Regions from separate parts of the Mus musculus genome. Here region 1 is linked to region 2. A link is a loop called in an ENCODE intact Hi-C map of the cell type or tissue named here. Cell type or tissue: heart. All regions are shown on one strand. Each heading gives the region's core, and the rest is flanking DNA. Links, peaks and the distances in the headings are about the cores only.

Region 1 (12,409 bases), core at 1,945-9,944, 710 kb before region 2:
CCATCTTCTGATACATATGCAGCTAGAGACACGAGCTCCGGGGGTACTGGTTAGTTCATATTGATGTTCCACCTATAGGGTTGCAGATCTCTTTGGCTCCTTGGGTACTTTCTCTAGCTCCTCCATTGGGGGCCCTGTGATCCATCCCATAATCAGCCTCCAAACACTGACACCATTGCATACACTAGCAAGATTTTGCTGAAAGGACCCTGATATAGCTGTCTCTTATGAGGCTATGCCGGGGCCTAGCAAACACAGAAGTGGATGCTCACAGTCAGCTATTGGATGGGACACAGGGCCCCCAATGGAGCTATTTTTTTGAACTACAACAATTCTCCTTTCCTAGCAATTCTTTTCTTTCTCAGTTTTGCCCTTTCTTACTGACAATCATCCCAGCTAAGCTGCATAAACCATTCCACTCAAATCCTACATACTATGAATTTCTATCATAGGGAATTTTAGGGCTTAGCTCCCACACACTATAGCCAGGGAATCTTAGGGCTCTTTCGAAGTTTAAATGAGAACAAAATGAAAATCTCTTGGATTGGTGCACATAGTGAAGGAGCCATAATCATTAGTTTCATTATTGTGATTATTTTTAAATACATCACTACTGGTTGTAGTATTGCCTCGCGTTACGAAGATCCTTGAGTTTTTAAGAGTGAAGTGACTTTGTGTACTAATCCCTCAACCATGCCAATGGGCTTCTGCTAGTAAAAAACCAATGAACACTACTCTGAAAAATTTAATGTTAGATTTTTTTTCCTATGAAATTGCTGTATATTTTGAGCAATCCAGGTACCACCATTACCTTCCAAAGCTACAGGCTATTCAGCTAAATATAAATTTTAGATGAACAAAATTTCATCAGAGTATATGTATTGTTCATGCAAACACTAAAGTTGTTGTTTATATGAAATTCAGTTTATGCAGTTGACTTGAATTTTATTTTGCTAGCCCTGAATTCCTTTCAAAGCCTTGGCCTCTTGGTCACAGACACAGTAGCTATCTTGAATATGGTGACTTCAATTGTTCACCCGAATAGACAATGGCTGACATTAAAAAAAAAATTCTTGTAGGTGTGTTTCTGAGAGCATTTCCATAAAGGGTCAAGGAGACCCATCCTGAGTGGACAGCACCATTCAACATATTAGGGGTGGTACCCAGGTGGAATAAAAGAGGAGTAAGAAGGAGGACAACTAATGTGCATCTTCCCTCTTTCTGCTTCCTGACCACACACTCCTGCCACCATGATAGTCTGCCTCACTTCACACCCAAAGCAATGGGTTCCAACTGTCCAGAGGCTGAAAGCTTGGAAATCCATGACCTGAAACAAAACCTTCTCCTTTAAGTTCATTTCTCTTACTTATATGCCAGTGACAAAAATATTAGTCAGTGTTTCCATAACCTCACAAAACACTTGCTAAAAGACACTTATCAATAAAAGGTTAATATTCTGCAGCTACCTTCACTGGGCAGGGGAAGGGGATACAGCAAATCCTATTTTCTCCTAGAAGTTTGCATTATACATTAAATGCCACTAAAATCTTGGGGGTGGGGTGGGGCGGTTAATTTTGTTTATCTGTGTTCACAATGTCTGTGTACAGAAACTATCCCTTTTTATCTATTAAAACCCTTTCTGAGACTTACATGCTGTCTGCAAAGAAATACTTCAAATTCAAAAGTATTGAAAGCTGAATAAAAAGGACTGGAAAAGACCCTCAATGCAAACTTTACTTATAGTAAATTTTACCCATAGTAAACTTAAAGATTAAAAAAAAAGTAAAAATTTTATGACAAATCACCAGAGAACATTTAGAAGATAATCCAAGTTTTAAAAGGTATACAATATTAAAATAAAGGCTAATTCTTCAACAACCATGACATTTATTAACACATGTAGTTAATAACAGAATCCCAAACCATAAACCCAAACCAGCCCTGAAGTGGGACATTTTAACATTGATTACTAATAGCTGGTGATTTTAATATCTGATTTCAATAACAGACAGATAAACTGGCCAGAAGGCAAACAAGAAAACAAACACTTGAATAAACTATAAAGCTAAGCGACCCTACCAGGTATTTGTAGAGCACATATGTAACACATGTAAAACACATGTAATAGCACAGCATGTTCTTAAATGCACATTGGGTGTTATCCAGGGTGCACCATATATTAGGCTAAAATACTGTGGAGTTTTTATTATTCTACAGTTATTTATCGCTGTGTGTCTGCTTTTGTGTCAAAGTGTGTGTGTAAATCAGAGCACACTTGAAAAAGCTGATCATCTAAGGTTAAAAATAACAAAATTATATCACATGTGTTCTCCAACCACAATGGAATGACATTAGTAATCAACAGCAAGAGGATACTTAAAAAAAAATCACAAATATGTGAAAATTCAGCAACACAATCTTAAATAATGAGTGAATCAAAGGAGAAATCACAGGGTAAGTCAGATATGCCATGAGATGAGTGAAAATAAAACATCAAAGGCTGGGGTGAATTTCAGGGGCAAAGTATTTGCTGAGCACAAAAGAATCAGAGTTCAATGCCCATTCAGAGAAAAAGAGAGAAAGAGGAAGAGACAGAGGCAAAGAGACAGAGACAGACAGACAGACAGACAGACACAGAAACAGAGACAGACAGAGAGATAAAGAGACAGAGACACAGAAACACACAGCCACAGAGACACATAGAGAGACAGAGACAGAGACACAGAGACATACAGAAAGAGAAAGAGACACAAAGACATACAGAGACAGACATACAGAGAAATAAAGAGACAGAGACACAGAGATAGAAACAGTCACAGAGACACACACAGAAACAGAGACACAGAGACAGAAAGAGGGATAGATACAGACAGAGACAGAGAGAGGGAGGGAGGTGTACACAAAATACCAGAACATTTATGGAGGATAATAGTAAGAAATGACTGTAAAAATATCCTTTTGGAAATTACATCAATTTTGAAAAAGATCTTAAATAAAAATAAGTAAATTTTATACTAGAAAACACACACACTCACATAAAACTGAACACAAATTCAATTAATAAAAAACAGAATCAGCGGGGGAGTGGTGACACACGCCTTTAATCTCAGCACTTGGGAGGCAGAGACAGGAGGATTTCTGGGTTTGAGGCCAGCCTGGTCTACAGAGTGAGTTCCAGGACAGCCAGGGATACAAAGAGAAACCCTGTCTCGGGAAAAAACAAAAAACAAACAAACAAACAAAAAATTCAGAATGAAAAAAATAATGAATGATAAAGGAAAATAGAGGAAGCGGGGACGATAGGGACAGTCAGTGACAGTGAAACTGAGTCTTTACACAGATCAGGAAAAATGACAATTCTGCCCTAAAATGGTTAAGAAAAGAGAGAAACAAAACCAGTACTAAAATTAGGGATAAGAAAGAGAGATTACTACTAACCTCAAAGAAATGATAAACTCTTACATGAACAAGAAAATGGGATGCAGTAATGTTTTGAACAGTTGGTGGTAAACATTCTTAGCTCCTAAATGGACTCAGGAAGAAATAAAAATCTGAATGAACCATACAAGTAAGAGACCAGGTTAGGAAGAAAAGGAAAAAAGAAACCCAACCAGATGGCTTCACACATAAATCCTATCAAGTGTCTTAACAATTAGGACCAATCATTTAGAAATTTTTCAGGGGAAAAAAAACAAAACAAAACAAGCTGTCATATAAGAGTAGTGACATTGGGTATTAAAACCAGTCAAAGACATCTCAAAAAAAGTACAAATCAATAATTCTTATAACTATATTAAAATTAACAAAGCTAGTAGCACAATTCAGTGTACAATCTTTTTAAAGAGTTACAAAAAAAAATCCATTATCCCTGATCAACTAAAATTTACTCTTGGAATGCAAGGTTGGTTTAACATACTAAGAATGATGAATGCTATATACTATATGTCATGGTTTGAATGAGAATGTGCCCCATAGGCTCATGTATTTGAATTCTTAGTCCCCAGTTGGTGGAACTGTTTGGCAAGGATTCAGAGGTGTGGCCTTGTTAGAGAGGTGTGTCACTGTGTTTGGGCTTTGGGGTTTTAAAGCCTCGGGCATTTCCAGCTAGCTCCTACTCACCTCTCTCTCTCTCTCTCTCTCTCTCTCTCTCTCTCTCTCTCTCTCTCTCTCTCTCTCTCTCTCTTTGTCTCAGGCTTGTGGATGGGGTGCAAGCTCTCAGCTACTATCCCAGTGCAATGGCTGCTGCCTGTTGCCATGTTCCCCACTGTGATGGCCATGGACTCTCTCTCTCTCTGAAACCATGAGCCCACAGATTAAATGCTTTCTTCTGTAAGTCTTGGTCATGATGTTTTGTCACAACAATAGAACAGAAACTAAGACACCACATTCATAGACAGAAGGAAAGAGTCCATGCAATAGATACATGAAGCATCTGATTACATCCACAATACAAATTATTCTTGTTAAAATATCCAATACATTAGAATGGAAGGGAACTCTCTCATTCTGGTTTACACCAAATAAATATAAGCAGTTACTATTATGCTTCATAGGGCTGGAGAGATGGCTCAGTAGCTAAGAGTTCTGGCTACTCTTCCTGGGACCTGTGTTTGATTCCCAGGATCCACATTTTGGCTCCCAACTGTCTGTAACTCCAGGCCCAGGGGAGCCAATGCATTCTATGAGTATTCCATCCACTGATGCACATGCACAATGCAGACAGAACACCAGTACACATAAAATAAAGTAAAGGAGAAAATGTAACATTATGTTTGATGCTAGAAGTTGAAAACCGTCTCCCTTCGACTGGAAAATAGTTCTGGAGGTTTGACTCACAGCAATAGTGGAGAAAACTATATTTTAAAACACCACACTAGAAATGAAGCAATACGTGTATCTGTGTTTGCTTAATTTGAAATAGGAAATGCTAAAGAAACCACAAAACTCTATTATGGTCAAAAGCTGTTTCAGTAGCCTTATGGCTGCAGAGACTGTGCAGAGAAGAATTTACAGTTTTCTATACCAGCAATGCATACTCAGGAAATAACATTAAGAACATTTTATTTATATGATCATTTAATAAGAACTTAGAAATAGATTTAACATGGTAACTTATATACAAGGAAATTGCAAAACACCACTCAGAGAAAGAGCATAAATAATGTTAGCTTGTCTGTCCTCACAGACTTGGGATTCCATGTTATAACTCTGTGTCCATAGATCCTTCCTTGTTCTTTTACCAAAATCTCAGCTGCCTTTTCACATAAAAGTTTCAGACAGTCCAAAGGTTGAGTTGGAAATTTGCCAGTCATTTTGGTCACCAGATAGGATTGAGATGCAGAATGCACGCACTTATTTTTAATAAAGAGATGGAGGCAATTCAGTAAGGGCAATGCCATGCTTACAGAGAGATGGTGCTGAAAGAGTAGAACATACTTGAAGGTGAGACTCCCTCTCACCATGGTCAAATGCTAAAATGAGATAGTCCCAGAGTGCATGTGGACCTAAAGGTAAGAACTGAAGCCATGAGATGCCGAAGGCATCACAGCTGGAAAATGTCGTGTCCTGCGACTCAGCCAATGAGTTCTTAGATGTGATACCAAAAGCATAAGCAACAAAAGAGACTGAGATATTTGGACTTGATTAATAATTAAAAGATATTTTGTTTTAAAAATATTTCAAAATAATAAAAATAATCATAGGATATTTAAAAAAATCTATAAATCACATACCTGGCAGGAGTCTAGCATTGGATATGGAGGGAAAATGACTGCAATTCAACCATAAAGAGACAAATTTCCTAATTAAAAAGAGACAGGGGGTATAAATAAACATTTCTCCAAAGAAAATGTGCAAATGGCCAAAAAGCACCTACAAGAAACCCATAGTCATTAGCAAATGCAAATCAAACCACAGAAAGATTCCACTTGATGCAGGATGATGTAGTCACTCTGGAATAGTTGGGCAGTTCCCTCTCTGGTGACTGGCAGTGAGTACGCGCTCTCCTTCAGGAGTGATAAAAAGACTTGGTTCTCCGAATGTTAAATATCGAGTAACAATATGCATTAGCATTTCACTGAAGGGAATTTAAGATGCAAGATAAAAAGTGTACGCATGAATATTCATCACAGCATTAATTAAAATAGCTAAAAGGTAAACAGAATCTAAATGCCTATTAACTAGTGAATAAATAGGCTGCAGTGATGTATTTAGACAGCGGAATATTATTCAGTGGTAAAAAGAACAAAGTTCAGCTGCAGCACGGGCGAGCCTTGAAGACTGTAAGACAGGGAGGAAAGCCAGATGCAACAGGCAGGCTCACAATCGCTCCATTTTATAGAATGTCTGAAGCTGGCAAGCTCATGCCTGAATGCCATGCACTGTTTACCAGGGGCGGGGGAGGGCTGAGGGGGACTGGTGGCTAATGGTACAGGCTTCTGCTTGGAGTGGTGAAAATGTCTCGGAATCTGACAAGCCATGGGAGTGATCCTTTCAAATAAATGATCAGTGTGCAAGAATTATATCTCCACTAATAACGACCTATCATTACAAATACGCAAATTAAAAGATCTTGCACTCAAGGTTAATGAGACATGGAGAATGCCACTAGGCCAAAGATTAGAGTCTTCCAGAAAACAAAGGGAATCACAATTAGGGACTATCAAAGCCAAGCCCTCATGTTTCCCAAGTGAACAGCAGGGGGAGCCCTCGGTAGCAGAGAGAACTGCAAAACTAATATTTATGATAATAAAGCTAATAGCTTTTGTTCATAAAAAAAACTGAAACAAAAAGCAAATAAGGTTACAAACCCCACTAACAAACTCACTATCCTGGCAACCACTTGTCGATCCATTTGTGCCAATCTCTGCATGGGTGGCACATACCCATGGGTGGACATATGCAGGCATACATGAAGAGCCCAAGCCATGTGGCTTTGAAGCCTCTTTGGTTTCATTTCATATTAACTTTATATTTCTTTAAAATTTTTGAATATCCTTGGGAGTGTAATTTTCTGCAATCTGTAACTGTACTGTAATTCTTTAAACACGTTTTGATACATTTTTAGTTATAAATAACACTACAATAAAGTGCTTGTACCAAAACCCTTAAATATCGTTTTCTTAAAAAAAAACAAACAAACAAACAAACAAACAAAAAAAACAAAACAAAACAAAAAAAACTTCCCTCAGGATAGATTCATTGCAGAGGAATTATGAGGTGAGCCTGCATTTACAACTTTAAGATTTTGGATATGTAACCATATTTCAGCCCTAAAATCTCACATTTCCTCTTGAGGTACATGAGAGTTTCCTCATTCCTGGCTCTAAACAGTTGTGTGTGTGTGTGTGTGTGTGTGTGTGTGTGTGTGTGTCTGTGTCTGTGTCTGTGTCTGTATTGTGCATTTCTGTGTGAAAATGTGTGTACATGTCCTTGTATGTGTGTCTGGGTGTATATATGCCTCTGTGTATGTCTGTGTGTGTATATGTGTCACTGTGTGTGTTTGTGTATTTGTGAACATGTCCCCATGTGTGTCTTTATATAGATACCTGTGTGTGTACATGTCCATGTGTGTCTGTGTGCATATGTTCCTGTGTGTGTGAGTGTGAACGTGTCTGTGTGTGTATCTGTGTATGTGCATGCCTATGTGTGTACATGTGTACTGTGCATGTAGCTATACATGTATATGGAGTCCAGGAAAGGGTGTTGGGTGTCCTCTGATATCACCCTTGGCATAGTCTTTTGAGGCAGGGTCGCCCCCAGCAGCCCCTGTTTCCTCAGCTTTGCAGAGCTGGGGTTACAGCCAGCATAGACTCCAACTGTTCCTAGGTCCTGGTGCAATACTGTGGTCCTCACCATTGCACCGAGAACATCTTAACCACTGAGCCTTTTGTATAGCTGCTGCTTATCTGACCCTCTACCTAAACATATAATTATTGGATTTTTCCCTACCTTTAAATTATGCCCTAATTGTATAGATGTGATCTTCTTCCCATTATATTTTAAACAAACACTGGACTTTATTTTTCAGTGCTTGTTGTCTAATTTTTCCACTTATACAATTTATTTCTTGTAAATAACAGCAATTTTTGTTTAAGATATTAATATTCTAGTTACTGATCCCTGGAAGCTCTCTAAGTGAACCATGTGTTGCCTTCAATGTTGCACTCTTCCTTTGGGTACTTTTTGCCGCATGATTTTTTTTTTAAGTTTGACATATAAATGGTTTTAATTTTGGTATAAAACTTATCTGTCTTCTTTCATAAATCTTTCCCCATTTTCTCTTAAAAACCTATTCAACATGAAGAATTGATGAAACTTCATCATAATTTTCTCTTCTCTCAGCTTTTAAATTTTAATTATTTGATTCATCAAGAATTTATTTGGGGATATGATTTGAACCCCTTTCTATCCTCAAAAAAAAAAAAAGGAATTATGCCAGCACTACTCATCAGAGTAAACTTCAGCTTCATCCAGCAGTCTGAAGTTGCTTTATTATAATAAATGTTGACATACATTTGAGTGTGCTGAGGGACTTGACTCTCTTCTATTGATTGTTGCTCTGGGACTTTTCTGTTAAAGCATTATTAAGAGCTTTTTGTCTTTTTGTTTTTGTTTTTTGCTTTAAGTCTTTATCTCTTTCTTGGTTACTTTCATTTATCCATGCTTCCAGATCAACTTCACAGTCACATTTCCATGAGAATATATCATTTTTCTTATTTTGATTAGGATAATATTGATCACACTTAGTTTGAAAAAATGAAAATTGCCAACTTATTCAATTTCGTCTTTGCTCAATTAACTACAATTTTCTTGCTATATTGAGGTGGGGGGGCTGGCATTTTTAACATTTGTGTCCATGTTTGTTGTGAATTTTTTTGGTTGTCTTTTTTTCTTGGTGGCTTTCTCTCTTTCTCACTAGTGTAGAAACTCCTTTGGCCTTGTCCAAGTGTTAGCCATGTGTAGATACTGCTTCTACTCAAAGTCCAGGAACCAAGGTGTTCTCTTAAAGGATCAGCTCATCTCCTGGGTTTTCTACGTAGACAACCCGTCGGAAACTTCTAACTTTTCTCTACAGCCATGACTTTGGGACCCCAAAGTCAATGTCTGATATTCAGCCTCTTCATGAGCCTGATTATAAAATTAAATAAATAGAAAATATAGGTTGGCTAAATGGCTGAGTGGGTAAAGGTGCGCTTGGTGCAAGCCTGCTGACCTGTGTTTGATCCCTAGGGAGAAGGGTGAAGGACGGGCCAACTGTACAGAGCATTCTCTGACATGCATACGTGCCTTGTGGTATGTGTGTGCTCACCAACATGCACAATAATAATAATAAACAAAATAAAGTGAAAGTAAAGTGACCAAATCAGCAAAGACACTTCTGGAAACTACAGATGCTGCCCACCCGCAACACCCTGCTTTCTACACACTCTGAGGGGGCTGGGACTTACCATGAGATTGTTTTTGACTTAACAAAAACTGAAGTCTAGTATTTTAGAAGAGGTGTTAGTGGCTCAGAGCAGCAGGCCCTGGCATTGAAAGCCTGCTAAGCTCCAATCTTTTTTCCTCACTCAGCTACTGGAGTTGTAATCTGGTACGCAGTGAATCCATCCTTTCTGGGTGTACTCTCTCACGAATTTTTACAAGCATTCTGTCGCGAGCATGCTGTGTGTGATGTCTATTCTTGGTTGTCAACTTGACTGCATCTGGAATCAACTAAAGCTCAGTGGCCTGGGCACACTTATGAAGGACAGTTTTCTTAATCGAATCATTTGAGGTGGGAAGACTGACTTTCAATCTAGATTTTCTGCGGTGGGAAGATCTATTTTTAATCTCGGCCACACAATCTGATAGCAGACTGTACAAGGGACATGGAAGAAGGAAGATGGAATCTCTCTTTGGCTCTCTTTGCCTGCCTGTTCTCACTCTCTGGCAAGTCCAATCTTTCACTGGCAATAAAGCCCACTTCTGGATTTTGTCATACACTGAAGACTCACTGAGACATAGAACTTCCAAGACTAAGCAACTACTAGATTCTTGGGCTTTCTGTTAATAGTCAGCCATTATTAGACTAGCTGAACCACTAATATATATAATATATTTATAATTTATAATTAATATATTTTAATAAATCTCTTTTCTATATCTATCTGTCTGTCTATCTATCTATCTATCTATCTATCTATCTATCTATCTATCTATCTATCTATCAGCTCTGTTCCTCTAGAGAACCCTAACTTATAATATACTATGTGAGAAACATAAGCATATTTATACCGTCCCATGGTGTAAATAACAATAAACTCATAGTCTAGAGATTTTCATTGGTTGCAACTTGCGAAAAGAATCCTGTTGCCCTTAACTGGCAAACACAAGTTACTTTATTTCCATCTTAATTACAACTGTGAACTCTTCAGTCACACATCACACAGCAAATGCAATGACATACAATACATGTAGGTCACAGGATATCTGCAAAGCCTTAAATATAGTATAGCAGAGTCCAAGTTGCTCCAAAGAGGCTTTCCTGCAGGGCAGGCAGAAGGCTGGCATGGACACTGTAGGAATCAAGTGCTGAGCTTGTTGAGGGGCTGCCAGGGGGTGGCTGGAGACTCAGACAGCAAGCCCAGAGTTGAGCAGAGTCAAGTGAGCTGCCCAGCTGAGGTCCGGGACAATGGAAGACAGAGAAGAAAAAAGTAAGCCTGGGTTCACACGGATGAACAAACAGGCTGATGGCAATTCATATAGGCTAGGTCAGAAGCTTGGGGACCACAATAAGCTGAAGCCCCTAGGGTAGTAGGGAGTTCTTTGCCAGTCAGACCTTGGATGCACACACTAGATTACAAGTCAAAAGGGGCTGTCAACAGTGTAGTGTTAGATGCCCTGTTTTGAATGGGGTCCAGGTAATGACGTTGAGCTGTCCGCACCCTGGCGTGTTTAGTCAGTCAGTTCTCAGGCTTTATTTTCCTGATATGATTCTGGTCTGCTTATATGTCCCTCCTTTTAAAAATCTTAAAACATTCTTACTTGTCCTCATAGGTGGTGTGGAACAGGATTGCCACCAAAGTGCCAAGTCATCTCTCCTCTGTGTCTGCCCTCAAGGTGGAGTCACATGCTATTGTAAAAAGTGGAGTCATCCAGGACAGCACACAGCCCAGGAAAGCCATTGTGTTAGACAATATGGTGTACTTGGAGCAGGGTGCAGTCTGACCCAGCATGCATAGTCAGGTACCCATCACAACCCCCAAGAGAGATGGCGTCTAACACTTGAGAAATTCTCTCCGCTCTGCAAGGTCCCCTCTTTCATCCTGAAACACTTGCCAATCCCAGAGCCATTTGATGTTTTGCCTAATCTATCTTTCTCAAGTTTCCAACAGGAACCAAACTGGCCCTCAACAACAGCCACCCAGTCTGCTGTGTATGTTCAAGGCCACCTTTCCTCAGCTAACAAAGAGCAGATCTCCTTGTCAGCAGATAAAAAGTCAGCCCCACCCAAGAAATTCTTCCCCTTATTCTGGCTGCAGAGACCTACATGCCCGGACTAGCCTACTGTAGGGATAGCTGAGCTAGCAGGAAGAAGTTCTCCTAACATGGCCAGGTTGTTCATTGCCTGCCTGTTCACTATCTATCTCAGCTTCCTACCATCATCCCTGCTCTCTCTCTCTCTCTCTCTCTCTCTCTCTCTCTCTCTCTCTCTCTCTCTCTCTCTCTCTCTTTCTGTGTCTGCCTGTGTGTTGCAGAGTCTAAATGTATTTTACATATCTACACGCCCACAATGTAGAATTGCATGAACGAGAACGTTTGGAGAAACAATCCCTTCTAAACTTTTTTGTTCTCTCCCCAGACTGCTGGATGGCCAGAGCCTGTAGTCTGCTGGTGAGGCCTGAGAAGCCATCAGTCTCATGAGTTAAAATGCAGTATCAATATCCGGGAAAGGCTGGAACTGAGACCAATTTCAAGAAATGGTTGTGTTGTCAAAGAAACACACCTTTGTGCAACCGTGCGGGAGCCCCAACCGTGATCGCTTTTGTCCTGTCTTCGGAGGCTACTTTCTCTCAGAACTGCCCGCTGCTCTGTACTGAGCTGTTCTCTCACTTTCCTTAAACATCACCGTGAGGAAACCTGTCCCAGGCTTTCAGTTACTCTGTCGTAGTGTTGTCTGTGAACATAAGAGCATAAAGAGGGATACATTGCCTAACTCGATCCACCCTTGAGGCCTGCCACATTAAAAAGATCTGTCACAGCACTTTGGGTCTGCCCTGGAGCGACTGGATACCAGCAGACTGAAGTGTTTAGGGAAAGCTCGGAGTCTCATTTACTGTAGATAGCTCCTAATTTCCTTGCATTCTTGGCTAATAAGAAGCCCCGAGAGAACCTTTGCTGCTCATGTCAATTCTCACCCTGGAGAAGA
Region 2 (12,409 bases), core at 2,724-10,723:
ACTGCTGTGAACAGATACATGATCAAGGCAAGTCTTATAAAGGACAACATTTAACTGGGGCTGGCTTACAGGTTCAGAGGTTCAGTCCATTATCATCAAGGTGTGAGTGGGGCAACATCTAGGCAGGCATGGTGCAGGTAGAGCTGAGAGTTCTACATCTTCATCTGAAGGCTGCTAATGGAAGACTGACTTCCAGGTAGCTAAGGTGAGGGTCCTAAGCCCATGCCCACAGTGACACACCTAGTCCAATGAGGCTACACCTCCAAATAGTGCCACTTCCTGAGCCAAGCATATACAAACCATCACACCCTACCTCAAAAAAAAAAAATTATGCTAGAGCAATTGAAGGCACTAAGCATCAATGTTTGGTTTGCACACAGATGTATACTTGCATATGTACTGGTGAACATGCTATGTATATACAAAAATAAAATTAAAATCTACAGCTGGAGAGTTGACTCAGTGATTAAGAAGAACACGTGCTCTTGCAGAGGACCTGGGTTTGATTCCCAGGTAGCTTGATTCCACACAGTAGCTCACAACAGTCTGCAACCCCAGTCTCAGGGAAACCCAGTGCCCTGTTCTGACACACACATGTTACATAGACACACGTGCAGGCTTTCAACATTCATACACATAAAATGAACAAAAAATATTTTAAGTCTAAATTTTGCTCAGAACCTTAGGAATCAGTTGTCTTAACTTCTCCCTATCTGTTATATGGATGCCAAAGAAACTAGGAACCGTGAGATCGGCAGAAGCAATCTTCAGGTTGTAGGGGGATGGGTAATTAGAATACATGTGACATGAAGGCAGGAGGGGATGGGTAATTAGAATACATGTGACATGAAGGCAGGAGGGCTACTGAGGGAGGGAAGAGGAACAGCAGGAGGAGGACAAACAAGGGAGAAGTATGTGTGAAAAAGTCAGAAGGAAACCCACTACTTGGTATATATAATTTTTAACAACAACAACAAAAGTCCTGGGCTGGAGATGTAGCTAAATTGGTCAAGTGTTCGCCTAGTGTGTGGGCTAGTTTTATGTTAACTTGACATAAGCCTAAGTCATTTGAAAGTAAGAAACCGCAATTGAGAAAAATGCCTCCATATGATGGGGGTCGGGGGCTATAGGCAAGCATGTAGGGCATTTTCTTTTCTTTTCTTTTTTTTTTTTTTGTTTTTTTTTGTTTTTTTTTGTTTTTTTTGTTTTTTTGAGACAGCGTTTCTCTGTATAGCCCTGGCTGTCCTGGAACTCACTTTGTAGACCAGGCTGGCCTCGAACTTAGAAATCCGCCTGCCTCTGCCTCCCAAATGCTGGGATTAAAGACGTGCACCACCACCACCCAGCATGTAGGGCATTTTCTTAATTAGTAACCGATGCAGGAGGGCCCAGAACATTGTGGGTGGTACCAACCTGGGGCTAGGGGTTAGGATTGTATAAGAAAGCAAGCTGAGCAAGCCACAGGGAGCAAGCCAGTAAGCAGCACCCCTCCATGGCTTCTGCATCAACTTCCTCCAGATTCCTGGCTTGTTTGGGTTGCTGTCCTGACTTCCTTTGGTGATGGACTATGATGTGGAAAGGTAAGCCAAAGAAACCCCTTCCTTCCCGCTTGCCTTTGGCCATGGTGTTTCACCTAGCGCATTCAAAGTCCTGGATTCGATCCTCCTTGACACACACCTCTCAGGAGGTTGAGGCAGGAAGATCAGAAAGTCACTCTCAGCTGCATAGACAGTTTGGGGCCAGTCTAGGATACACAAGACAGGAAGAAGGAGGAAGCAAGAAGGCTTGGCTTTTCCACCCCCACTTGCTATTATTAATACTCTAAACTTCTCTTGTAAACTCCTCCCATCCAGAAAGCATTGAGCAGATGTCTTCATACTTCATCTGAGAAGAGTCTGGGTGGCACCGTGACCTTGTATCTGTCTTGGCTCCACTAATCAATCCTCAGTGGTAATAATTAATACCTGGGCTGTAAAAGCAGTCTGCATGTTGAGGTGTGAGAATTATAAAACCTTGCTGAGAGACTGAAATGCAAAAAAAGGTTTATGATAATTGGTTGAATGTCGGCTTGCCACAGATTAGAGTCGCCGGAGTCTGGAACTGTCCTGGTTGCCTTATTGGTATGGGAAGACCCATCTCTAAATATGGGCATCACTTCCTGGCACAAGGAAGGTCACTGGCCTGGCTTGGCCTTCCGCACATGCTGGATGATAGACCCTACTGCTGTTGCCGAGTCTTCATGGATACCAGAACCAGCAGTTCCCGGCTTCTGTCATCGACTGAGCACCAGCGGCTCTCCAGGAATCCTGTAGGTGTGCAGGACCAGGTTGGATCTGCCAAGGCACCTAGCCTCAGGGACCGAGCATCACTATTGTAACACTAGCTGATTGACTAAATCATTTAATTCATGTAGACAATCGATGAACAGATTCACTGATTAATTTGCTTGGTTGATTCTTTTCTTCTAGAGAGCCCTAATACAAGGCTTGAAAAATAACCCCATGTGTTTTCTTATAACTTACAATTATAGCTGTGGTATAGTGGTGCATGCCTGCAGTTTCAGCTTCCTGGACGCAGACAAGAGTATCTCCAGAAGTTTGGGGTCAGCCTGTGCAACAGTGTGGAACATAGTTTCAAAAACAATGACAAAAATTATCATTAAAATACATGTGCCTGCTTTGGTTTTTTTTTTTAAATAAAAGCTCAAATTTGTCTCTAATGAGAAATAATGAATTAAAGAGAATAATTGTGCAAGGCCTCAAATAAGCATGCTAACTGCCATACTTCCCCAACTTTGAATGCCCTGAAGTAGTAGGCCTACCAGACATAGGTGGAAGAGGGTACTAGCATCTTCCACTCACTCTTACATGGAGAGTCTGCATCTCACCTGGATATCCCTGCAGACCCCAGACTTAGTACATTCCCCAGAATCATCATCTTTCCCCATAGGAAGCAGTCACACCCATTGGTTAATCCTTAGAAGTTAATAGTCTGATATATTATGCTTTGCTGTTGAATTTCCTTTAAAACTTGCTTTATTACACAGACTTGGCTGTAGTGGTAGGGTGCTGCCCTAGCGTGCCTGAAACCCTGGATTCAGCCCTAACCCCAAACTAAAATAGACAGAAGTGTAATGCTGAGAGGGGAAACTGGAAGAGCAAGAAGAAAACAATCTGGGTACTGGTGACCCATATCTGTGGTTTTAGCCACTCAAGAGGCTGAGGCAGCAGGATCGTTGGAGCCCAGTAGTTTGAGACCAGTTGGATAACATGGTAAGACCCTGTTTCAATGGAAGAAAGAAGGGGAGGGGCTGTAGAGAGGGTTCAACTGGTCAGAGAAGACCAGTATGACAAACTTGCTTTCAGCTTCCTAAAGATTTTTCTCTGTGTGTATTAACTTGACGAGTCTCTCTCCTTTTTCATTAGTTTTCCATTTTTCAAGCCACAGCTCTCCACATCCCACACAATATAATGGTGGGTAGTTTGAAAAGGCCTTCACTTTTGAGGAATCTGTGCCCATAGCAGAAGCTGGTTGGTTGTGGGGCAAGTGAACTGTGCCACCAGACACAAGAAGTGGTAAGGTTGAGTGACCTCAAACCCCATGAAGCTCAGAACTGAGGTGTGGAGCCAGGTCCTGCCAAACTCTACCTGCTTTGGAACATGTAAATGTCACCCCACTGAGAGGACCATGGCAGCCAGCCACGTAGCATTAAAAACCTGATGTTCTCCATGCTAATGAAGTCTCTAGATAGGCCCCTAGTGTTCAGCCAATGAGCTTCCCTTCCTGGACATTCCTTCCTGCAAAAGATATTTAATCCCTAGTTCACCCTGAGTAAGGCATATGCATTCATAGTCACCATCAAATAAAGCAGTTTGAACAAGCAAGGACTGTCCCTTCATCAAAGATCGCCATGGGGGGAGGCCTTTGGCATAAAGAACTGTGCTTAAATCTCCCAAGGAAGGCTTTCTCTTCTCTTCCAGCCCCTCCACACTCTGGGCACTCACTCGGAACCAAACCAGGTTCAGTCCCCATACAGGGCTCTGCCTTCCTCTTCCTGCTTGGTTCATGAAGGTCCTGAAGGGAAGTATGGACTGAGGATCCCCGTTCCAGACTCCCAGTGGTACAGCAGTGATGCCTGTGTACACAGGAGACGGGGAGCCACAGCAGCCATCCCAGACGCCTCTGCTTCCCACCCAGGAAAACATGGCTCCCCCCATTGCAAACTGTTTTGCCTCCCCTAAGTGGCATGCCAGCCGCTCTAGGCACCCCAGCAATGAGGCAGGATGCAGCCCAACAGTTGCTAGCAATCATCCTTGACTTTCGAAGCCAGTTTCCTCAGATGTTTGTGTGATTGGAGGAAGTAGACTGTTACTTGAAAGTATTAAATGGCCTCTTTCCAACTCTGGAAGAGAGGCTGCAGTGTGGCCATTGTGCTGCAGTTAGGTCCTGGTTCAATCCCTTCTCTCCCTGAAGCCGTACCTTGGCCACTTCTTGGAGCCTGTGTCTCTGTTACTTAAATGGCCCTGAGTGGGGTCTATAGTAATTTTTGTACACCCTTCCCAGGGCGTACTTGGAATTCTAGATTTGTGTGTAAAAGTCGTTTATCCGGAAGAAATCCGAGGGACACAGGGTGAGAGCACCCATGAATTAGGTCAAAGTCAACTTAAAAGTATACCTCCCAGCAAGGTGGTAACTAAGGCCGAGGCAGAGGAAGCTCCAGTCCAGAGCCAACTGGGCTACAATAACAGGACCATGCCTCCAAAACAGGAACATCAACAAAAACGTGGTCTTTCTACTCCAACAGCAAGGATTACACACAATATTAGATGCATCCCCAGGAACATAAAAGATCTGAAAGTCACTCAGTTGAAGGTGAGCTATGCACAAATAATAATAATAATAATGATGATGATGATGATGATGATCTGTGTTTCTTAGTCACTTTTCTCCCGGCATAACAGAACACCATGACCAAGGTAACTTATAAAGGAAGTTATAATATAGTTATATATAACTTATAGTTGGAGGCTCATGGTTCATGATCATCATGGTGGGAAACATAGTGGGAGGCAGGCAGGCAGGCAGGCAGGCAGGGATGGTGCTGGGGCAGTAGCTGAGAGCTTGCACCGTGGTCTATGTGAGGCAGAGAGAAGAAAGAACACACTGAGAATAGCCTGGACTTTTGAAAACTTAAAGGCAGTCAGTCCTCTTCCAACAAGCCCACATTCCTAATCCTTCAAACAGTTCCACCAACTGGGGACCAAGCATTCTCACGTGAGCCTAGGGGGGGCCACTCTCATTCAAACCACCACAAAGTAATTTCCAATCACGTGGATCTACTCATTACACTTGAGTAGCCCTTAACGTCATCACTTATCTTGTAGCTTATGCACTGCTCTGTTTTTATATTTTACTGATTGGACCGTGCAGCTGATTGACAGCAGTTTGTCTTTTTATTATTGTTTTTGGTTGGTTGGTTGGTTGGTTTGGTTTGGTTTTCCAGACAGGGCTTCTCTGTGTAGCCCTGGCTGTCCTGGAACCTACTCTATAGACCTGACTGGCCTTGAACTCAGGTATCTGCCTGTTTTTGCCTTTGGTATGCTGGGATTAATGGTATGTGCCACCACTGACTGGTGTGATAGCAGTTACCTGTAATAACATAGCTTTCTAGAAAACTCTCAGGGATCCCCAAATTTTCAAATATAATCTGCACTTGTCCCCACAACTGTCTTTGTTGATGAAACCTTTTGCTGAAAAGTCCATTAAAATTTAATTTGCCTCTCATTTCTTGCCTGTGGTCCTGTGTTAAGAATGAAAGTGAATTGACCTTTGACATTCTTGCCTGTGTTTTGGTTTAGAGGTGTGTGTGTGTGTGTGTGTGTGTGTGTGTGTGTGTGTGTGTGTGTGTGTGTGTGTAGCAAATTTCCTCCATGTGCCACTGTGTGCCCAGGTCAAGCAAGAGCTGTCTCCAGTAATTCTCTTCCCATCTAGGGAATAGCACACACCACAGATACATGAGTTCCTTGTTAACAGCGCCATCTGGTGGCCTCCGAATAACAAGACAGCGCAGTATGGCAACTTGTGGTTGTGCAGACCGTATTCTAATACAGTAAAGCAGTTGCTTCTTGTGGCCTCATCAGCTCCCTTTCCCTGGAGCCTCCTTCCCCAGCAGCCCTTTCCCAGACTGCCCCTCACCCACTCGGCACGTTGGCTCCAGAAAGTTCAAGCTGGTCCCGTTGGCTCTGGGCCCTTCTGCCTGTAGCCTCCTGGGCAGTAGGGAAAGCTGCTAGTAGCAGCCTGGGTGGAGAAACGTGAACTTAACCTCGTGGGTTTGTGCCCGGGGCCACCTTGAACCAGGCCTGGCTGGGATTCTAGTGCTAGAAGGCCCGTGATTTACTGTCTCCCTGGGCAGCAGGTGGCCAGGGTATTTTTAGCATCTGGAGTTTTTAGGGCAAGGCTGGGGGAGGGTAGAACAGTGAGCTCCGAGGACATCGGTTCTTTCAAGGTCTGAGTTCAAAAATCTCCAGACAATGGGCCCTTCCCCTAACACTCTTGGGTTTGGGTGTAGGGTGTCCATGATAAAAGCCACGCACGCCGCCGCCGTTCATTTGCCTTTTCCATTTGTTAGGCAGTAAGTGGAAGAGAGAATGGAGTGGATTTGGGATGCCAACTTGGCAGGCATTCAAGGAAAGCCTGACTGTTGTTAGTGCCCAGCGCAGATCTGTCCCTCTTCAAAGCACTTCTGTTCGCTGTATTGTCCAGCCCTCATTAATCCCATGAACCCCAAAGACGATTATCATATTCTACCAAAGAACTTGGCAAGGAAAGCTGAGAGGTCTGCCTGGTGCCATGGGTACGGGAGGGAGGATCTGCGGCTACACTGCCACAGAGCTAGATCCTAGCTGTGTGCTCAGTGAGACTGGATTGGAACCGCTCGCTCTGCAAGAGGATTGGAACCGCTCGCTCTGCAAGAGGCGTGCTCCCCTGCCTCTTAGCTTTCTCCGGAATGGTTGGTACAGCGCTTAACATGTGCTCCTGTGAGACTGAGCACGTTAAAAACCCTCCTTAGACTGGCTTTCCTGCTTCAGCTCAAGCAGTTATTTATGGAACAGGCCCTGAGTGTATTCTATCATCATTGTCTTCCAGAGAGGGGGACATCTCAGAACAACCATAAAGGGGTGAGGGGTCAGCGACTCTCTGTTCCAGCCAGGAGAGGACCAGGGGATAGTCCTAAATCCAGGAGAGAGAATCCTCAATTATGTGAGCCCCCTTCCCCTTGCCTGACCCTCTGGGTCCCTGCATTGCCCCCAGCTGGGTTCCCCCAACATAACCATACCTGAAGAATAACCACAAGTGACATCATTCATGGAAACTGGTGGTGATGGGACCAAGAGGGGACCCACCTCCCAGAGACTTTATGGGGTTCTGGCCCAGGGGAGTCACCTTCATCATCACTTCTGTGGGCACCAAGAGGCAGAAGCTAGGCCCAGGCAGGCACTTCCCACTCCTGCTGTGTAGCCCTGAAGTATAGACACACCAGCAAGACTGAGAAACTTCTGTGCCCTCCAAGGCACTCAAAGCTGAATGCACAGAACCCAGAGTCGAACACAGATGGGCCGGACATGTTTGTTAAGTTAAGAATTGAAACCCAGAGCCAGGCGTGGTGGCACACGCCTTTAATCCCAGCACTCGGGAGGCAGAGTCAGGTGGATTTCTGAGTTCGAGGCCAGCCTGGTCTACAAAGTGAGTTCCAGGACAGCCGGGGCTATACAGAGAAACCCTGTCTCAAAAAACCAAACCAAACCAAAAAAAAAAAAAAAAAAAGAGAGAGAGAGAGAGAGAGAGACTTGAAACCCAGGACTCAGTGGTAATCAAGAGGGACTCCAGAAAGCCCTGCAGGTTACAGACACTTATTTGACACCCTCCCTTCCTCCCAGAAGTGAATGAGCCCAGGGTTGAAGACAAGGGCATTTCTCAAAGAAGTTCCAGATGACAGCCAATGTATCCCAGCTGATAGCAACCTGTTGGCAAAATGCCATATAGTATAGGTAGTGCTTATGAAACAGCGGGCCTGATCCTGAAAGAGTTTACCTCTTCCTGCTCAGACCATAGGGAGAAAGCACGAGCCTGTGATCATGTGTTGAAGGCCCTGAAGGGTCCCATTGACTACCTTGCTCACTTTGTGTTCTCTACAAAATACCTGGGTGGCTTCTACATTTCTATCCAACGGATACACTCCAAAATAGCCAACGGACAAAGATCTTGAGTTCTTATGCCAGGGTAGGAAAATAAGGTTGAGGGGAAATATAAAGGGATGAGGATAAGGTTTTTTTTTGTTTTGTTTTGTTTTGTTTGCTTGTTTGTTTTTTGTTTTTCGAGACAAGGTTTCTCTGTGTAGCCCTGGCTGTCCTGGAACTCACTCTGTAGACCAGGCTTGGCCTCAAACTCAGAAATCTGCCTGCCTCTGCCTCCCAAGTGCTGGTATCAAAGGCATGCGCCACCACTGCCCGGCGAGGATAAGGTTTTAATTGTGGGATAATCAATAGGACAGTGAATTTTAGTAACATGGAGTGAAAGCATGCTGAGTTCACAGGGCTAGGACAGAAGTTGCTGGAACCCATTGGTGGAAAGCCAGCAGCCCTTCAGAGAGGGCCATGTTAGAGAGCAGAAAATGTGAACAGGGAAATCTGGGGGTCAGGCTGAGAGATGCTCAGCATTAGGAGAACACGCGGCTTTGGTTAAGCCACTTTCTGTGGGTGTGCTGAGGATCCACGAACACGTTCCCATGCTTCTGGGACAGGCACTTTACCCACTGAGCCATCTTGCCAGCCCCCTTTGGTAGCTTCTTTGAGGAGTCTGTCCTTTGAGGAGTCAGACAAGTGGGACTTCCCGCAACTGGATGGAGAAGTGTCAGTCCCAGGAAACCCCACTAGAGGCCCACAGAACCTGAAGGGAAAGCCCTGAAGGAAGGGAGTGGGAGACAGGCGCTTCATACCCCACACCGGCTCCTTTACAGCCATCCCCATCATTTCCAGGCTGGTGGAGGGCTCTGTGGGTTTAATCTTGGTTTGGGGTGGGTCTGTGAGCATCACAGTTCTGTGAGGTCTCTGGACCCCACCTCCCTGCTGGATGGCTGCGGATTTCACAGCCAGCTGTCTCTCTTTGTAGTCCTATACGATTCCCCTCATCTTGTCTCAAACCTCACAGTATTTGTTGGCGTTGAAGCCTGAATTAGACCCCAGCAGCTGGAGAGAGTGTTCGTGATTGGTGGTGAAGGCATCAGAATACAGATCTGGGGATGCAGCACCGAGGCTGGCAGAGCGCTTGCTCAGCACCGGAACTAAACAGTAGATTCCTTTCCTGCTAATGCCAGTCACCACGCCTCCGCTAGACAGTGCTGTCAGCTCTCCGGCGCAGTGTTCTGCTCGCTATGGAGTCTTGTGCGCATGCTCAACACTGCATCCTGTCCACCCCTGACTGCCAAGTCTTTCGGTGTCTATTTCCATCCTCCTATCAAAGGCTCTGATGGGTCCTGCAGTGGGGAAAAAAATCTTGCTAGAGCCTGGAACCTGCCTCCCAGTCACCCACATCCGTCAGGGCTGCTTTACAGGTTACACGGAACCAGGACACTGGCACCTCATGAGGGTGTCACCTGCTTTGACTTGTGGCTGCCCTCTACCCCAGATGGACTGACTCCTGCTGACATGGAACTTGAGCCCATCTCTTCCTGAGCCAGCCCAGTCTGGCCCGTCTGCTCAGCCTGTACCCACTCCACACCCCACACCGGCTGCCATTCAGTCCCCACTGGTTTGCTATGGCTGCAGGGAATCAGAGTCCCTTAAATGTCCACATTTACAGCCATCATCACTGTCACTCCGCAGAGGGATGCCCTGAGGCCCTGCTCACCTTACAGCTGAGGATCCCCCTCCCCCTCCCCTCCCATCCCCCACCCCCTGCACTGTGGCTCCTAGCTTGTTACTTGGAAGAACAAGAGTTAACTCTCATCCCTCCTGTAACAGACACTTTCTTTTTCCCCTTCTCCCAAAATAGGCATCTGGTTAAATGAGTACTTAGTGTTTATGTTCTTAGGACTATGCAAATGTTGTTTACAACTGAGCTATTTAGGGTAGTGGGGTTACATTTCTCTTTAGTACAGTCCCCCCCCCCCCAGGTTATAATTTCTCTCTTTTTTCCTGCTTAGTTTTCTACCTACTTATCAATAATGCCACTCCAAACTCTATTAAAACTGAAACCTTGGGGCTGGTGAGATGGCTCAGCGGGTAAATCCTAGCAACCGCGTGGTGACTCACAACTACTCATAATGAGATCTGACGCCCTCTTCTGGTGCGTCTGAAGACAGCTACAGTGATAATAATGAGCGAGTGAGGCCAACCTGAGAGAGCAGAGGTCCTAAATTCAATTCCCAACAACCAGATGAAGGCTCACAACTATCTGTACAGCTACAGTGTGTACTCATATACATAAAATAAATAAATCTTAAAAAACTAAATACCTGAAACCTTGGACGGAGGGAGGAGGCACTTTGGGGAAATGTCACCTGAGTTAGTTGCTCGCTCTGACTTACAACCGTATCTCTTGGGATACTGAGGCGGCAGGTGCTATAGAATGGGGAGGGCTGGGGAGACAGCTGGCTCTGTGGTTAGAGCTCTGGCTACTCATCTCACTCAGTATCCAGGTTCGGTTCCCAGCACCCACATGACAGCTCACAACTCCAGTCCCACAGGGCCTGGTGCTCTCTTGTAGCCTCTGTGGGTACAAGTCATGTGTGTATAAGTCCATACATTCAAGCAAATACACATTTTAAGATACTTTTAAAAAAAAGCCAAACTGAAAATTTTACAGGTATAAGTAAGTAAGTCGGTGTTTGATAGGCTAGAAGCCTTTGAGGAGACATTAGTCCTCCTGTTTGCATCCACACTGTACTTCGGGGCTCCAAGTAGGAGTGTTCTGGAGATGCATTGGCTTCTCTAGTGTTGACTTCCGTGTACTTGATCGTAAATCCACCTTGGCTTATTCTTTTGAGGAAGTACGAAAGCCTGTGACTGTTAATCTCAAAGATGGGAGGAGAAAGATCACTGACCAAATTAATTGGCCAAATTAATTAAAGCAAACAATTAATTAAAGTAAGGTTCTTTTTTGTTTATTATCATTATTATTATTATTATTATTATTATTATTATTATTTTAATTTGGGCTACCTCTCCTGTAAGGCAGAGTTCAAGAGGTCAGCTTTGGACATGAGGAAGACAAAGTTTTTATAGCTCAAAGGTAGAAGGTTTCCAAATGGGGTATTTAGAAATAGGCGGGGTTACAGGGGCAGAACATAAGCATGACACATCAGTCATAATAACCTCCTGAAACAAAGACGCGATTCCAAGGGGGGCATAAGGTCATGGCAGCCTTTTAAAACCACGATTGGATTGTAAGATGGCTGCACTTTTCTGAAACAAAGATATGGTTATCATTTTCTGGAACAGGCAGTACAGAACCATTTGTAATTAAGGTTGGGCATAGCCCAATCCTTGAGAAACAGAGATTTAATCATAAACTGGAATAAACCTAGTTTGTGTTTACTATAAGATAGCTTTTAAGCCTAAGATGGAGGCAGGGTGGGGCACGTTCGTTATCGTATTCCTTTCTGCTCTTTGACGCTGCCGAGGAAGCATGGCTGAAGGCTCTCGTAACCCTGCCATCATGTCTAAATCAGAGGCTCCCAAGGAGCCAGAACAGCTCGGAAGCTCTTCATTGGAGGGCTGAGCTTCGAAACAACCGACCAGAGTCTGAGGAGCCATTTTGAGCAATGGGGAACACTAACCGACTGTGTGGTAACGAGAGATCCAAACACCAAGAGATCCAGGGGTTTTGGGTTTGTCACATACGCCACTGTGGAAGAAGTGGATGCTGCCATGAATGCAAGACCACACAAGGTGGATGGAAGAGTTGTGGAACCCAAGAGAGCTGTCTCAAGAGAAGATTCGCAGCGACCAGGTGCCCACTTAACTGTGAAAAAGATCTTTGCTGGTGGTATTAAAGAAGACACTGAAGAACATCACCTACGAGATTATTTTGAGCAGTATGGGAAGATTGAAGTGATAGAAATTATGACTGACAGAGGCAGTGGGAAAAAGAGGGGCTTTGCTTTTGTTACCTTTGATGACCATGACTCTGTGGATAAGATTGTTATTCAGAAATGCCATACTGTGAATGGCCACAACTGTGAAGTAAGAAAGGCCCTGTCAAAGCAAGAGGTGGCTAGTGCTTCATCCAGCCAGAGAGGTCCCAGTGGTTCTGGAAACTTGGGTGGTGGTCGTGGAAGCGATTTTGGTGACAATGACAATTTTGGTTGAGGAGGGAACTTTAGTGGTCGTGGTGGCTTTGGTGGCAGCCA

What was found. A loop is a pair of places that touch in the nucleus more often than their neighbours do. Peaks named below come from ENCODE experiments on the same cell type or tissue, not always from the same donor. Only the 100,000 strongest peaks of a DNase experiment are listed, where the experiment ranks them.
Region 1: it touches region 2 in a loop (2.6-fold over the local background); 4 of 42 quality-filtered maps call a loop at or near these places.

The regions. Positions count from the first base shown.
Region 1 is chr14:62,036,804-62,049,212 of GRCm38, reverse strand. It overlaps Gm35307 (a long non-coding RNA gene), which reads right to left. Exons shown (of 3, transcript XR_383481.2): 2 at 11,987-12,157; 3 at 10,286-10,657. Among named protein-coding and RNA genes, the nearest start is that of Gm35307, 8.1 kb to the right of the region's middle. In heart, for the core only: a CTCF peak has its summit at 6,703 (motif pointing right); no DNase peak of the experiment used is centred there.
Region 2 is chr14:61,325,117-61,337,525 of GRCm38, reverse strand. It overlaps the pseudogene Gm5461. Among named protein-coding and RNA genes, the nearest start is that of Gm25716, 12 kb to the left of the region's middle. In heart, for the core only: CTCF peaks have their summits at 6,078 (motif pointing left), 9,391 and 10,352 (motif pointing left); DNase peaks (open chromatin) are centred at 6,325 and 9,505; H3K4me3 peaks cover 1,537 bases; H3K27ac peaks cover 371 bases.